2 separate regions of the Homo sapiens genome follow, and region 1 is linked to region 2. Evidence: read pairs that join two places in POLR2A ChIA-PET (ENCODE). Cell type or tissue: IMR-90. All regions are shown on one strand.

Region 1 (8,000 bases), 190 kb after region 2:
AAATAAATGAATGCATGTCTACAGCGAATCTTGTGTTTATATTGGCCACATATGTAGCCACTATACCCTTATCTTTTTCAGTATCCATTGTCTATACTTGCCCAATTTATATGTATTCCTTATCTTCTCTTGCTGTCATCAGCCTAGCTCCACTTTTGCCTATCCAGAAGACTCCATAAGTATCAGAGGATTAGGACCCTTGAGGACAAGGGATTATATCTGTTTTAGTATCTCCAATTTCTACACAGGGTCTCATGCATAGTAGACACTTGATGACAAATTAATAAAACGTGTAGCCTGATTCCATTCTATAATGATATTGGACATTGATCTTTGCTAAAATAGAGAAATTCATAATAGAGCCTGTATGTAAGACTTGTATTATAGACCATTATAACCATAGAATATTAGAACTGGAACAGACTAATTGTAAAACTTTTTTTGCCTTTTCACATGTTTTGTAGGTTTTTCCTACTTTCTTGGATAAGCAATTCTTCACTTCCTTTGTAATTGGTTACATGTTGCCACACATAGCGCAAGCCTTTATGTTTTCTAGTTGTCTCCTTTTTCTGTTTCCATCCAGTCCAGTGATCTGTAGTGATTTTATACATAGCTTTCTTTTTCTGTTGTGGTTGTTTTCTTTCCAAAATCTTACCAGCTAGGTTTTGGGAATGAGGATGGGATGTTGACTGGCAGAATTGAAGCTGGGAAGTAATTTGGAAAAATCATTACTGAATACTTCTATGCTGAATAAAAAAGTATGCTTGAATGGTAATACTTGCTGAGTTTTTCTGCCATCTTTTAGAAGATACTTCATTATTTCTTTTGATAACACCTAATAATGATGCGTATCATCAGGATTATTAAAGCTATTTTGCTTAAGAAAGTAAAAGTTTGAATAATTTAATTTTTAGGCACCAGCCGTGGATGTTGTTGCTATTGGTCTTATGTCAGGTCAAGTTATCATTCACAACATTAAATTTAATGAAACATTAATGAAGTTTCGTCAAGACTGGGGACCCATTACTTCAATTTCATTTCGCACAGGTAACTTTTAACATACTTATTGATAGGAGTTAAGAACACTTAAAATTCATTACTTTAAAAGTCAATTTTTTTTGTCTTCTGGTAGCTTAATCTAATAGAAGTGAATGAATACTGGAGTAAAAGGCAAAGAAATATGAATAGATTATTGGTATATAGTTTTTTTCTAACTTTATGGATTAAAAGGGAAGAGAGAAGAATTCTTGTTTATTTTGGGGGATCTAGAAGTATTTTTCTTAATGTATTTTATTTTAATAACAGATGGTCATCCAGTAATGGCAGCTGGAAGCCCATGTGGCCATATTGGACTCTGGGATCTAGAAGACAAAAAATTAATCAACCAAATGAGAAATGCACACTCTACAGCAATTGCCGGACTGACATTTCTCCATAGAGAGCCACTTCTTGTCACAAATGGCGCTGACAATGCTCTTAGGGTATTATGATTATTGTTAACATCTTCCTGGCTCATCTAACTTACCCTTTGGGTTATTACAAGCTTGTTTTAATGTATCAGCTTTCAACCTAGAAGATGAAAGGAATATGGAATGAGATATTGGTATAGATGAAACAAAAAGCACAGCAGGTGACATGATTGCAGTGAAGCGGGAAAGAATTACAGTTTATTTCTCCCCCAATACCCACTCCCTCCCTTGTAGCTCCAGAGTCAGTGGCTTAGCAAGCACTACTCAATACCAGTTGATTTATGTAGGGGGTGATTTGACTGCTTGCAGATCAGATGGAACATTGTAGAAGAACTGACGTTTTTATTTCTTGGCAGATATGGATATTTGATGGTCCTACAGGTGAAGGCCGACTTTTGAGATTCAGAATGGGTCATAGTGCTCCTCTTACCAATATCAGATATTATGGACAGAATGGACAGCAGATTCTAAGTGCAAGTGAGCTTCTGCTTCATACTATTAGTTTATTTCAGCAAGTATTGAGATGTGGGTGCCCAGTATGAGGTTTGATATTTACACATACTTAGATTCACATATCTCTTTGAGTGACTTAGAAGTCTGGGTAAAACTAAGAGTCCTTTTTGTCTACTTGAGAAGCACTATAGATGTTATTATCTATGCTTAATGTGTCCTTCTATTTACTAATCCTCAGAGACAGAATGGTTAGATTCTAAAAATTCTGTTAGTCTGCTGAAAATTATTAGTACCTCATTTTCATTTTATCCTTTGTTCTTACTAAATGGCATTCTATAAAAAGTTGAATATTTTAATGAAGTAGTTGCAATCTGGTTTTCCCTTTAAAGTGTCCCAAACTGTAACTTCAAGATTTTCAAATTGAATTTTATAAAATTTGTGATTCACATAGTCCCTTGTTTTAATGAAGCTTGATTAGGGATTTTCTGTGTATATCAACAGGTCAAGATGGAACTCTTCAGTCATTTTCCACGGTACATGAAAAATTCAATAAGAGCTTGGGACATGGTAGGTCCTCTACAAGACAAAATAAGCTGGTCACGAAAGAAACATTTCAACATTCTATGAAACAACTGGAGGAAGTTTCATCAATGCATTTTATTTTTTCTTGGATGAACTAGATAAACATGTATGGAAGAGGTAGTAAGATTCCTAGCATCAAAGTTGCTATAGAAGTGATTGAGGTTCTGCTATAAGGTTATTGAAAAAAGTTAGACATCTTGGGTGGTAAAAACATACTGCTGCCACCCAAAAGATGTTCATGGCCTCACTTGAGCTATCTGTAGAGTGCACAGTTTTTAAAATGGAAGGTAGCTTAGAGAAAGCATCAAAGTAAGTGGCATCCAATATTTTTGCTTTAAAGCAATCATTTATTCTCTTTCCCTTTTCATGGTTTCCAGCCTTTGAAAGATTTTGTTTATTAAACAACAAAATCTTACTTGGTTTTATGATTACTAATTTTTAAGTTACTATCTTATACTGTTCATGCATGTATATAAATTTTAAGATTATTTTTAACAATATCTAAAATAACTTTTCTTAGAATTAAAAAATAACAGTGGTAATAACATCTTTGTTTTGTTTCTGACTTAAATGGGAATATCTTGTACTTTATAGTTACAAGACTGATAGCTTTTCTTTTATATACACTTTTTATTAAGAAGGATTCATAGCTATGTATGTTCCCCTTTCCCCCATCCTTAGGATTAATAAATAAAAAGAGAGTTAAACGTAAAGGACTTCAGAATACCATGTCAGTGAGACTTCCACCCATCACAAAGTTTGCAGCAGGTAAGTAACTTCAAACTGTGTTTTGAGAAGTTCTCCTTTGTCATTTATTTCCTACTGTATGCTGTTTTATTTTCTGTTTTAATAAATGCTTTTACAAATATTAATAAGCATTCAGAAGGTAACCCCAGGTGCATGCTGGTCTTGTGTGAAGACTAAAAATGAGTTATTTTAAATGTGAACTTCTTATCTATTAACATCAGGCTTTGCTCTTCTGTATAACAGGTATTAATAATATTTGATTTTATAGCCTTTTTATTCTGTCATATGCCTGGTATAATGAAAGTCACTAATGTAAAAAGAACTGGAACAGCAGAGTATGAGAACATAGAGCTCTGACTAATTAAGATCTAAGAATACTGAGGTCTTAGTATACTATGTCATTTGACCTGTGCCACTTTCAAAGAAGTGATTTTAAGAAAAATATAGATAATGGGTTTGTTGCGTGAAATCTATCATGGGAAATTACTGTAGAGGCACCATTTCTATTTGAAAGTTGTTATTATGACCACCTTTCTGTTTTCTCAGAGCTTGAGTCATGTTTCTAAAAACATTTGAATCACATCACACATCTGCTTAAAATTTTTTAGTGGCTTCTTAACACCTTTAGAGTGGAATCTCATCTCCTTAACATGACTTTCAAGACCCTTTGTAGTGTGGTCCTGATTGCCTTGCCCTACTCCTATCCCTCCCAAGAAGATACTACACTTACTTGCTGTCCTCCGTTTTGTTCATTTTTTTCTTGTGCATGTTATCCCCCCCAGGTAATTTCTACTTGTTCTACTACTCCATCCAGAGAGCCATTTACTTTCCCCAAATCTCCTGAGTGGTCTTATAAGACACTGTCATACTTTATTGTAATTTCTTCTGATTAGAATCTCTTGTTAGGTATGTTAATTAGCTTGATTTAGCCGTTCCACAATGTATACATATCACAACGTTATGTTCTATGCCATAAACACATAAATACACACATTTTTTATTTGTCAATTAAAAAATAATCTCTTGTTAGATTGGAAACATATTGCTATCAGATATTACCTGTTTGTTTTACCATTGTATCCCTAGTGTCTGAAATATTGGATGCCTAATAAGTAATAAATGAATAACAGAATGAAAAGTAATTTGATTTATGATTTTCATTACGTTTTAGAGGAAGCTCGTGAAAGTGACTGGGATGGTATCATTGCTTGCCATCAAGGTAAGCTATCTTGCTCAACCTGGAATTATCAGAAATCTACAATAGGCGCTTACTTTCTCAAGCCAAAAGAGTTGAAGAAAGATGACATAACTGCAACAGTAAGTGAGCTTGTTTATAAGAGTATCTTCTCTTTAAAACTTTCCTATGGAAATCTTGTTATACTCAAGGTTTCTCATCATAATATTGACTGAAAAAACGTAGTTTAACATTTTAAAGCATTGCATAACCCAAAGCCACAAAAATTTGCTCCTGTGACTTCTAAGAGTTTTCTAGTTTTAGCTCTTATATTTAGATTTATTCTCTCTGAATTGACTTTTGTGTATGGTATGATAAAGGGGTCCAAATTCATTTTTTTACATGTGGATATCCAGTTGTCCCAGCACTATTTGTTCAAAAGACTATTCTTTCTCCATTGAAAGATCTTGTTTCCTCTGCTGAAAGTCATTTGACCATGTATGTAAGAGTTTATTTCTGGACTCTGAATTCTCTTCCATTGATCTGTATGTCTGTTCTTATACCAGTACCACACTGTCTTGATTTTGATAGCTTTGTGGTAAGTTTTGAAATCAGGAAGTGTGACTTCTCCAGGTTTTTTGTTCTTTTTTCAAGATTGTTTTGGCTCTTCTGGTCCCTTGCATTTCCGTATGGATTTTAGAATGAGCTTATCAATTTCTGCAAAAAAAAGCAGCTATGATTTTGATAGGGATTTCATTTTGATTTTATAGATCAGTTTGAGTGTTGTCTCTGATCTATGAACATGGGGTGTTTTTCCATTTGTTTAGATCTTCCTTAATTTTTCAACAATATTCTGTAGTTGTTTGTATATAAGTCTTACACTTCTTTGGGTACATTTTTCCTAGTATTCTTTCTAATGTTACTGAAGTAGAGTTTTTTTGTTTTGTTTTGTTTTTGTTTTGTTTTGTTTTGTTTTTTTATTTTGGATTGTTCATTGAGAGTGTATCAAAATGCAGTTGATTTTTGCATTATTGATCTCATATCTTGCAACCTTGCTGAACTTATTAGTTCTAATAGTTTTTAATAGATGCCTCTGCTTTTGAAAATGCTTATTAAAAGTGTAACTCAACATTTGACCCTATTTTATACAAATTGCATTGTAAGTTTGTATATTCTATTCTCTGTAGTATGAAAATCCAGTCTTAAGCTTTTATATAATTTTCTAAACCGTAAAGATTCTATCTTACGCTCCCGTAGGGACATTTACCTACATAGTTTTGAATAATGGTTGTAATAGTAGTGGTAATTATAATCACAGGTAACATTTTCTGTGTGATTACTTTGTTCCAGGCTTTCTGTCTGGCATGGATTATTTCATATTTTCCTTACAACAGTCCTACAGCATGGTACATTGGTTAGCTGCTTTTTATGGACAGTAAAACAGGCTTTATGAGCAACATGCCTAAGATCAATGAAGCGAGTAAGGGGCAGAGCTGGGATTTGAACCTAAGACAATTCATTCTAGAATCTATATTCTTATAGCCCATAGGGATCACTTATAGAACATTTAGTATGTATGTATACTATGATATTTAGCTGGAGTTGAGTCATTTTTCTGACAGTCTCAGCTATCTGGAGCAAAGCTAGTAACCAATAAGTAATAAGCAAAAATACGTATAGAGAGCCTGTGCACTAAAGTACAATTTGTTACTCAAAGATAACATTCACGGTTTATTTATTTTTGCTTTGTTTGGCTTAGATAATACATTAGAATGAATAAATTAGAAGAAGAGAATGCCAGGAGCAGGCCGACTAAAAACAATAACTCCCCTAAAAAAATGTAAAGCAGGACAATGTAGGGCCTGTATTACTTGCAGGTTATAGCATACAAGCTCCTTTAGTTTCTTGATTGTATAACTATACAACATAGCATAAACATTTATGAATTTTTCAAAATAGGTCAGCTTAATGTTTGTGTTTCATTTAGGAAGATAAAATGCTTTTTAACCATAGTAATTTCCCATCTAAAATACTTTTTTTAAAAGAAATCTTTATCTAGAAAAATGTATGTATGTAAAACATATTTATGTGATGCAATGTAAATATGTCGTGACAAAGTGGTATGTCAAACTTTATGTTGCTTTGCTTAGTTAAATAAACCTTCATTAAATACTTTCTACTTAGTTTGTATAAGTCATCTGTTTAGATGTAAATTGAATTATCTCTTGGTGGATGACATCTGACTGACACACATTGGCAATCAGTTATTTCTCCAGCAGTGACCAAATATGTAGCCAGTCTCATGTTTTCAGTATAGAAAAAATATATTGACATAATATTGATATTTTAAGTATTAAAATGAGATTATATTATAGAACCTGCTTATAAACCAAATGTTTTCTCTGTAGTGTCTTATATATTTCCTTCCTAATATGTCATAATTAAAATATTTTGGGCTTTTGCTTGGCCATTCTAACTAATGGTATGTTTTTGGTTTTATGTCAGCTGTGGAAGCAGTTACAAAAGGCAAGACAAAAAGAAATTAGGCGATGGAATGTTTTAACTTTGGCTTTGTTAATAAATTAAAAATTGAAGGCTAGTCCCATATATAGTTCTCTTGACTTTGTACATTTAAATTGAGTTAACCTTAGTTATGTTTTGTTTTCTTAGATAGTAATTCTTCATACTTTTTAAAGAATGGAGATAGAATCTAGCATATATTCTTATACACCCAAATATAATTACTTTATGTTAAAAAAACTAATGAAGCAATTCATTTATTGTTCTTTTGTTAAATAAAAAGGAACAAGTAGATAAAAAAATGCTTTGGAAAGCATAAAGTGCAATAAAAATGTTAGTTATTTTGTCATTTGTGGGTTTTTTTTCTTAAAGGCAGTGGATATAACTTCTTGTGGAAACTTTGCTGTAATTGGCCTCTCATCAGGAACTGTAGATGTATATAACATGCAGTCTGGCATACATCGAGGAAGTTTTGGCAAGGATCAAGGTAGAGAATTTTTTTCCTTGTTTTTTATTAATGTAGATAGATACAAAACTAGTAGTGAAAGCTGGTATGTATAATCTTTAAGTGCTGGGCATTTTGCTAAAGTTGAAGATGGGTTATAATCAACCCTATATGGCAGATACTGCAATTGTATCATAAGGACCATGTTGAAAGAGAAAAGTCATGGGTACTTAAAGAGTTACGTGGATATTATACAGATTAATTTTTTTTCTTCTCTCCTTTAAGCAGAAAATCTTAACAAACTTTTCAAACCTATGTTGTATCGATCTGATTTCTGTTTTTTTACTCGAACAGTATTAATAATTAAGAATCTTCTTACACCCCTAAAATCCAGATTAATTTCAAGATTTTAAAGGATATTTAAGTGGCACCTTACATATTTGAATGAAGGAATCACTGTGTGTATTGTTCAGAGAGAAACACTGCCAATTCTGATTTTTTTTTTCTTTTGACATCTACCTTACAGCTCACAAGGGATCTGTTAGAGGTGTCGCAGTGGATGGATTAAACCAGTTGACAGTTACAACTGGTAGTGAAGGATTACTCAAAT
Region 2 (8,000 bases):
TAATTTATAAAGAAAAGAAGTTTAACAGGGTCACGGTTTTGCAGGCTGTACAAGCATAGATCCAGCATCTGCTCCTGGGGAGGACCTCAAGAATCTTCCAATCTTGGCAGAAGGGAAGGGGGAACCAGCATGTCACATGGCCATAGTGGGAGCAAAAGAGGGGAGGGGAGGTGCCACACTCTTTTAAACAACCAGATCTTGGGTGAACTTAGAGCAAAGATTCACTCATTATCACAAGGACAGCAACAAGCCATTCATGAGGGATCCATTCAGTAATGCAAACACCTCCTGCCAAGCCCCATCTCCAACATTGGGGTTTATGTTTCAACATGGAATTTGGAGAGGACAAACATCCAAACTATATCACCCTGGATTCATTTTCATTGAAACAGTGGGCAACTGCAGCTGCAGATCTCAATTTATGGTGAATATCAAGCAATTCAACTTTTCCTTGTAATGTCATGACTTTGCTTATTGGGAGCACTTTCAGCATCACTAGTAGCACTTCATATGGATCCCATGGTTTTATTTAAATTTTGTGGTGTTGTACTAACCATGATGAAAAATACATAAGAACTGCAAGAAAGAACTTTTTACTGCAATACAAAATTTACTGGAAAGACAGCTGCTCCTGTGGAGATGATTAGAGTGTTTTACAAGGATGCTTGCAACACTTGAGCTCACAGTAATAGCAACAGGAGGAAGCTACAAAATTGTCACAGTAATACAACAGGTACTATAGTTAATTTTATGCAGTTATTCTTTAATACCGCATCTTCACCTATCTTGGCATTTCTCTTGACTGCAAATGGTACTTTGTATGGTCTGTGTTTATAAGCTTTGACAACTTTCAACTTTTTTATTTTGTGATAGAAATGAGAAAATAGACTAGTATCTACATCTATTTACACATTCATAAGATATCTAACTTTTTCTTAATTTTTTTAATATTTCTAGTCTACAAAGTTCATCTTCAAGTTTTTTCAAGGCTTTATTTTCTTCAGAGAACATTGAATAGGAATATTTCTTGTAATCCTATTCTCAAACTACAGTGATTTAGGGGCCATTTTAATTTGTGTCATGATATAAGTTACTAATTCTGATATCAAGATGAGTACCTCTCTATTCTTTTTTTTTTTTTTTTTTTTTTTTTTTTTGAGACAGGGTTTCACTCAGACACCCAGGCTGGAGTGCAGCGATCCCATCTCTGCTCACTGTAACCTCTGCCTCCTGGGCTCAAGTGATCCTCCCACCTCAGCCTCCCAAGTCGCTGGGACTACAGGAGTGCACCACTACACCTGGCTTTTTTTTTTTTTTTTTTGTATCTTTTGTTGGGACAGGGTTTTGCCATGTTACCCATGCTGGTCTCGAACTCCTGAGCTAAGGTAATCTGTTCATCTCAGCCTCCAAAAGTGGTGGGGCTCCAGGTGTGAGCCACTGCACCTGCCCCTCTGTATTCTTTCGTGGCTAGGAAACCAAAAGAATTGTGACTATCGTAGGCATCAGTAAGCGTTGTGTTTTTTCTTTTTCAACTTTTATTTTAGGTTCTAAGGGTGCATGTGCAGGTTCATTATATGGGTAAATTGTGAGTCTCTGGGGTTTGGTATACAAATTATTTAGTCACCTAGGTAGTGAGCATAGTATCTGATAGGTTCAAGTAGTCCCCATTGTCTATTATTCCCCTTTTTGTGTCTATGTGTATTCAATGTTTAGCTTCCACTTATAAATGAGAACGTGAGGTATTTGATTTTCTGTTCCTGCATTAATTTGCTTAAGATAATGGCTCCCAACTCCATCCACGTTACTGCAAAGGATATAATTTTATTCTTTTTTATGGCTGCATAGTACCCCATGGTGTATACGTACCACCTTTAAAAAAAATCCAGTCCAGTGTTCGTAAAGCATGAAGCACTCTTTATCTGAAAAAATTATTTATATGAACATATGATTTCTCAATAATGTCAAATGGATAACTTGTTTCTATATTATTAACATTGAACAAGCGGAGGAAAATGTATCTTTCTCATCCTGTGCTATTTCTCATTAAGATTTAAATTATAAGAGGTAGGTTTATATGTTTTTCAACATTCAACAATTTTTTAATGTACCATTACATTAAATAAGAAAATATGCTTGGGATTTTAAAAAAGGAAAAACTGAAGAAAATGGCTCTGCCAGTAATTTTGTGGCATTATGTCTTATTCATTCTGTGGTTCAGTTTCTCAGTTTGTGAAACATGAACAGTAATAGTATCTATCCCATAGGGTCATTGTGAGAACTAAATTAATTTTAAAATAAGGCATGTAGAACTATGCCTAGCACTTATATGTGTTAACTATTATAATGTGGTAACTATTATTAACACTTATATGTGTTAACTATTATTAATGATGATGATTATATCCTCTTTTGAAAATGTGAAATACCAACAACTAAAATATCAGGTATTTAGAAGACAAGAAATAAAAGTAGCAGGTTATAAAATATTTAGAAGTAAGTTCCAGGTGCGGCGAGATCTGAAGTTTATATAATTGGGAGAAGCTTTTATAAGGAAATAGGAAAAAGGTTTTACAAGGAAGTAGGAGAAGCTTTTATAAGGAAAATAAATTTATAACAAAATTACAAATATAAAGTTAAGATTGATGGCTTCTCATATCAGCACTGCTTAGAAAAAAAAAGAGAAAAAAAGCAAAAATAGATACATACCTCAGTAGGAAAATAGCCAAAAAGTTGCACATTCATATACTAGCATACCAGATAGTCATTAAAGATAATGATAAATGTACTAACATGAGAAGGGATGTGGGGTATATTATTAAGTGGGAAAAGCAAAATTAGTTATGGCAGGCATGGTAGTTGCCTATCAGTAACTATTGCTTCAGTTTTTCTTACAAAGAAACCTCTGATCTTATTCAGGAAGACAATGTGCTCAGCTTTAAAAAAAATTGTGGTTTAGACGCCTTTGCACCTTGGTGGGGCCAAGTGGCAGTATTCTGACTGATGGGTTGTGAGGGGTCATCACTGCTCTTTGTCCTTTCCACTCTTCCTCCGTGGAAGGTGAAAAAATGCTGGTGATATAGCAGCTATTTGGGGTCCTAAGGTAACAAACGTATGAGTAAAAGTAACAATTAATGGTAAAATTGGAAAGATATAAAGAATCTGGGTCTCTCTTGGCATTGTGGATCTCCTACCAGTCTTCGGCTTATTATTTCATAAAGATAAGTGCTCCTTGGGTTATTTATTTTTTATACAGCTGAAAGTAAATTGTGACTGATACACATGTAGTCTAATCTATGTATAATGTATATTAGAATAATGTAATATAGGCAAACAGAGACATCCATGTAAAATGGACTGAAAGGATAACCAGCAAACTCAGAAGTGTGGTTGCCCTGGAAAGGAAAGCAGTCATAAGAGGGAAATGCTCTCATTTTGTTTAGTGTTTTTTTTAGATTTGAATCTTTTCCAGTGAATATATTTATATCATTTTAAACAACAAAAAGGAGAGCATTTTTAATACCATTCTTATTTTGTGTGTGTGTGTGTGTGTGTGTGTGTGTGTGTGTGTGTGTGGTGTGAGATAGGACATTTTGTCTTTCACGTTGTATTGGGAAAAACAGGTGAACAAGTTTGGAAATTCAGGCTATAACCTTTATGTGATTTTAAATTTAGCTACTCACACTAAAAATATTCCCTTAATCTTTTTTATCTTCAACTCATTACCATTGCAAAATCCTCTAAGCATGCATACTCTCGTACTGAGTCACCTGCTGCAGTCTGCAAAGCTCTGATCACTGTGGTTTGTGTTTAGGGCCGTCTGTAGAGGATTTTTTAGGGCCGTCTGTAGAGGATTAGGGCCATCTGTAGAGGTTTGTGTTTAGGGCCGTCTGCAGGGTCTGGGAAACATCACACTCTGTACTCTTCTCCAACATTTTCATTAAGAATAAATATTTGTGAATCATTATCAAGAACAGCATTCAAGGGGAAAACCAGGCTAAATGACACAGTGTAAATAAGAGGTTTGTACAGAAATGGGTACTAAGTTTTAGAAGCAAGCAGACAGCCCCAAGTTTGAATTGGAATGCCTTAAGTCATTTTGAGAGTAGTTAACATCTCTCTCTATGGATAGCTATACAGTTGCTGCAGCTTAGTCTCAACAGAAACACAGGCTATGAAGACAGTCTACTTTTGTTTTTTAAAAAAATGCTGTCTTTTCGAATTATTCTCCTTTAGTCAATATTTCAATAAACACATATTGAATACCTGTAATGCCCCAGGCACTGGACTCAAATTTGGGTGAAGAGCATGGCACGAAGAGAGGGGGATGCAGTCTAATAACTCTTGAGATCCATTTCTCCCTGTGTCTTCCCAGGACACGGGGAGTTGGCATATTTAGTGGTCAGATAGGAAGTCATTAGTCAAAAAAAAAAAAGAAGTAAGAGAATGTAAAAGAAGCAAACAGATACCAAGAGTCGGAAACAGGCTAAGGATCAAAAGCAGAAACATCCGTTCAAGCCAAAGTAAACTCAGGGCATTCCTTCTATCCACCCATCTATTCAAATAACACTAACAGAAAGCTTGCTAAGTACAGGCATCATGATAGCTGTTGTGGAGAATTCACAGATATGAAAAACCATAGATCCTGTCCTTAAAGGATTTACAGACTAATGGACTAATGAGGAGGATAAGTATAATCAAATAATTCTGTCACAGATCAGCCAGCATTCATTAAGTGTCATAAGAGAAGTTCAATCAAGGGCCAAGAACCCCACTGGAGTGGGACACTATTTTTGGCTGGGCAATCAGAGAAGCCCTGTCAGGAGAGGTTTGAAAAACGAGAATGACTTTGACAGGACCAAATGGAGAAAGAAGCAGGAGAAGGGCATTGTAGACTGTGACACTGGCAGAAACAAGAATAAAAAGCATTCGAGTTGAAGGCAGGGGAACCCAGTGCGCTACAAACAGTGAGAAGTCCACTGACTCAGAAACAAGCTTTTCAGATGATGTTCAACAGATCTTGCAGGAGGAGGTTATCTCTTGATCCAGGCCATCCTATGGCAGTGTCTTTATCTGATCTGTAACTTGGATTTCTACTTAAGTTTTTATTTGGAAAAAAACGAAGCTCTGTTTACTAAAAATATTTTAAAACCTGAAAACCACTAAGAGCATCAATGGGTTAACATAAGAAATGATAGAAATGTGCTCAGAAGAATGTCTGGGCAGACCTTGAAGGCATTAAATGACCAGGGGAATTTCTTTTTTACCGAGGGCGATGGTGGGGTCTCTGGGAAACCTTTAAAGAAGAAATTAACACTAGAAAAAAAATGAATTATGAAATGACTGTTGCACATCGGGTCAGAAAGGAGCAGAGACTGCAGTCACAGACAGTGATCAAAAGGAGATGGCAGAAGTTCAGGGAAAATATTAAGGGCCTGCGTGAGGGTACAGAGAGAAGGGACAAGGGAAAAAGGAATTGTCAAAGGACATTTAGAAAGAGGATTTACCAGTCCTTGTAATTGCATAAATAAGTGAGAGGTAAGTTAATGACTTAGATCTCCTTTAATGTTTGTTTAATATTTATATTTGTGAGTGATATACAGACATACACATTTTAATAGACTTCAATTTTCAGACCACTTTTAGATGTAGAGAAAAAATTCAAAGATAGGACAGAGAGCTTCCATATACTCTTCACTGAGTTTCTCCTATTCACATTTAACATTAGCATGGTACATTTGTTACAATTAATAAACCAATATTGATATATTACTGTTATTAGCTAAATTTCATACTTTATTCCTATTTTCTTAGTTTCTACCTCTTTTTCTGTTGTAGGATTTTATCCAGGATACCACATTACATTAAGTCATCAGGTCCCCTTAGGCTGTGACAGTTTCTCAGACTTTACTTCTTTTTGGTGACCTTAACAGTTTTGAGGATTATTGGTCAGTTATTTTGTAGAATGGCCATCTATTGGGACTTATCTGATGTTTTTCTCATGATTAAACTGGGGTTATGGGTTTTGGAAGGAAAACCACAGAGGTATTGTGCTATTTTTATTATATCACGTCAGGGGTACATGCTATCAATGTGACTTTCCACTGTTGATGTTGACCTTCATGACCTGGTTGAAGCAATATTTGTCAGGTGCCTCCACTGCAAAGTTACCCCTTTTTCCCTTTTCATGCTGTATTCTCTAGAATGTGGACACAAACATTTTTTTAAAGAAATGCTTTCCTCAATTCAGCTCCAGTCCCTTACATGGATACTTCATTTAGCAATAAACTTTACAGTTTTTTCAGTCCACAAGACTTAGAAGTCACTTCAGCAAACATCTGTTGTGACTTGAGCATGCCCTTGGGGGTCTCGCTCTTGAGCATTTTATGAAATACCCCTTTCAGCCATAAGGAGTGTGCTCCCCAAGGACTTCAAAGACATGCAGTTTCTCTCCATCATTTTTCACCTTTCCAGTTCTGCCATGTTTCTGTGACAGCTGAGTATCCTCTGTAGAGTGACTCCCAGGAATGCATGGCTGGGCACACAAGTAGACCCTTCCTAGAGGCCTGTCCCTCCCACCCTTGCACCACACCTTCACTCTGATGCCTCACAGAACTGCTGACGTCCCAGCTAGAGGCCCACCTCTCAGTGCCAGGGTGTGGCCAAGTCCCCACTGCCACCCTGTCTTGTGGACCATAGGATCTCTCCACCATCATGGTTTTTGGCCGCAGCTGAATTTGGAGTGGACTAAATCAAGTTAAATCAATTTCCTCTCTTCTGCTGTGCCCTGGGAATTGTAGGGTTTATTCCTCTTGCCACTCTTGCAGCAAACTGGTTCCATTTCTTTCTGCCTTGTTAACCATCCATCCTCACTCATTGACACATTTTTCTCTTCTCTACAAGATATTATTGATACCCTTTTAACGCCTTGTCAGGAAACTTGTGAGGAGCAATATCAAATTATTTTCTGTTTCTTTGAATTTCCTCAGAACTCGGCCAAAGCTGTTTGGCCCCTCCTCCTCTTCATCCCTTAATAGTCACATGCATGCAGTAAATCCTACAGAACAGCCATAAGGTCCCAAAGCCCAGGATCAGTGGAAATGGCCTCTGGATTAATCAAGTAATAATTTTCAGGGGAATAAAGTATGTTTGTATGCTGGCCCTCCTTAAAAAAACATTGTTCATTAAAATCTGACATCTCTGTGGCTGAACTGAATGTATGAGCCTCACCCTCACCCCTCTAGCAACTTGATATTGAGAACAAACAATTAACCTCTTGTGTGCAGATAATGCTTTTATGGTCTCAGTCTGTGTGTGGTCTTAGCAAATAGTTGGCCCTTTTATCTAATGATTGTCTCCAGAGAAAAATATAATTGTATTTTGTTTGACTAAATCACTGGTTAAACTTTTCAGTTTTTGGATTATGGATAATAATCTCATGTTATCGAATCACTTTGGCATACATAGTAATTTCCAGGTTATTGTTGAACACATATTATAAGCAGTAATGTTCTTAAGTATCCTTTAGGTGTTTTATGGTGAACATATGGGCTGAATTTGCAACCATGCTATGTGAAATCTTCTGCTTCTGTCAGATATGAACCTCTGTGGCTCACCTAAATCTGCAAGATTCTATATGTACCCTATGGTTGGGAAGTCCTCATATCTCACGTGTCCAAAACAGGATGAAATAAGGATTTCCTGCGTTCTGAGAATCTTAGTGGTTTATGGGAGTGACATGGGATCTAAATTGACCCCTTCCTGCTAATTTGTCCTTCTGCATTTTAAGAAAAGCATATCTGAGATCATGTTCAGCCTATTTCTGGGGACTTTAAAAATAGCATACCAAGTGTATAAGGAAGTAGCAGTTTTTTACATTTGGGTGTTAAACATAAGCAAGTTTTCGAATTTATTTTCATACCTATTATCAACATATAGCTTTTACCCATTCATTCAGTCCAGATAATTTCAGAGAATTTTAGAAACATTTTGTTAACTGTAGA

The links. Peaks named below come from ENCODE experiments on the same cell type or tissue, not always from the same donor. Only the 100,000 strongest peaks of a DNase experiment are listed, where the experiment ranks them.
Region 1: POLR2A ChIA-PET joins it to region 2 with 5 read pairs; 2 of 35 experiments call an interaction of 5 or more read pairs at or near these places.

The regions. Positions count from the first base shown.
Region 1 is chr5:111,102,872-111,110,871 of GRCh38, forward strand. WDR36 (WD repeat domain 36) reads left to right here. Exons shown (of 23, transcript NM_139281.3): 7 at 915-1,047; 8 at 1,306-1,481; 9 at 1,826-1,946; 10 at 2,424-2,489; 11 at 3,186-3,272; 12 at 4,423-4,568; 13 at 7,318-7,432; 14 at 7,917-8,000. Among named protein-coding and RNA genes, the nearest start is that of WDR36, 15 kb to the left of the region's middle. In IMR-90, no CTCF peak of the experiment used is centred here; no DNase peak of the experiment used is centred here.
Region 2 is chr5:110,912,788-110,920,787 of GRCh38, forward strand. No RefSeq gene overlaps it. Among named protein-coding and RNA genes, the nearest start is that of TSLP, 150 kb to the right of the region's middle. In IMR-90, no CTCF peak of the experiment used is centred here; a DNase peak (open chromatin) is centred at 3,774; H3K27ac peaks cover 1,660 bases.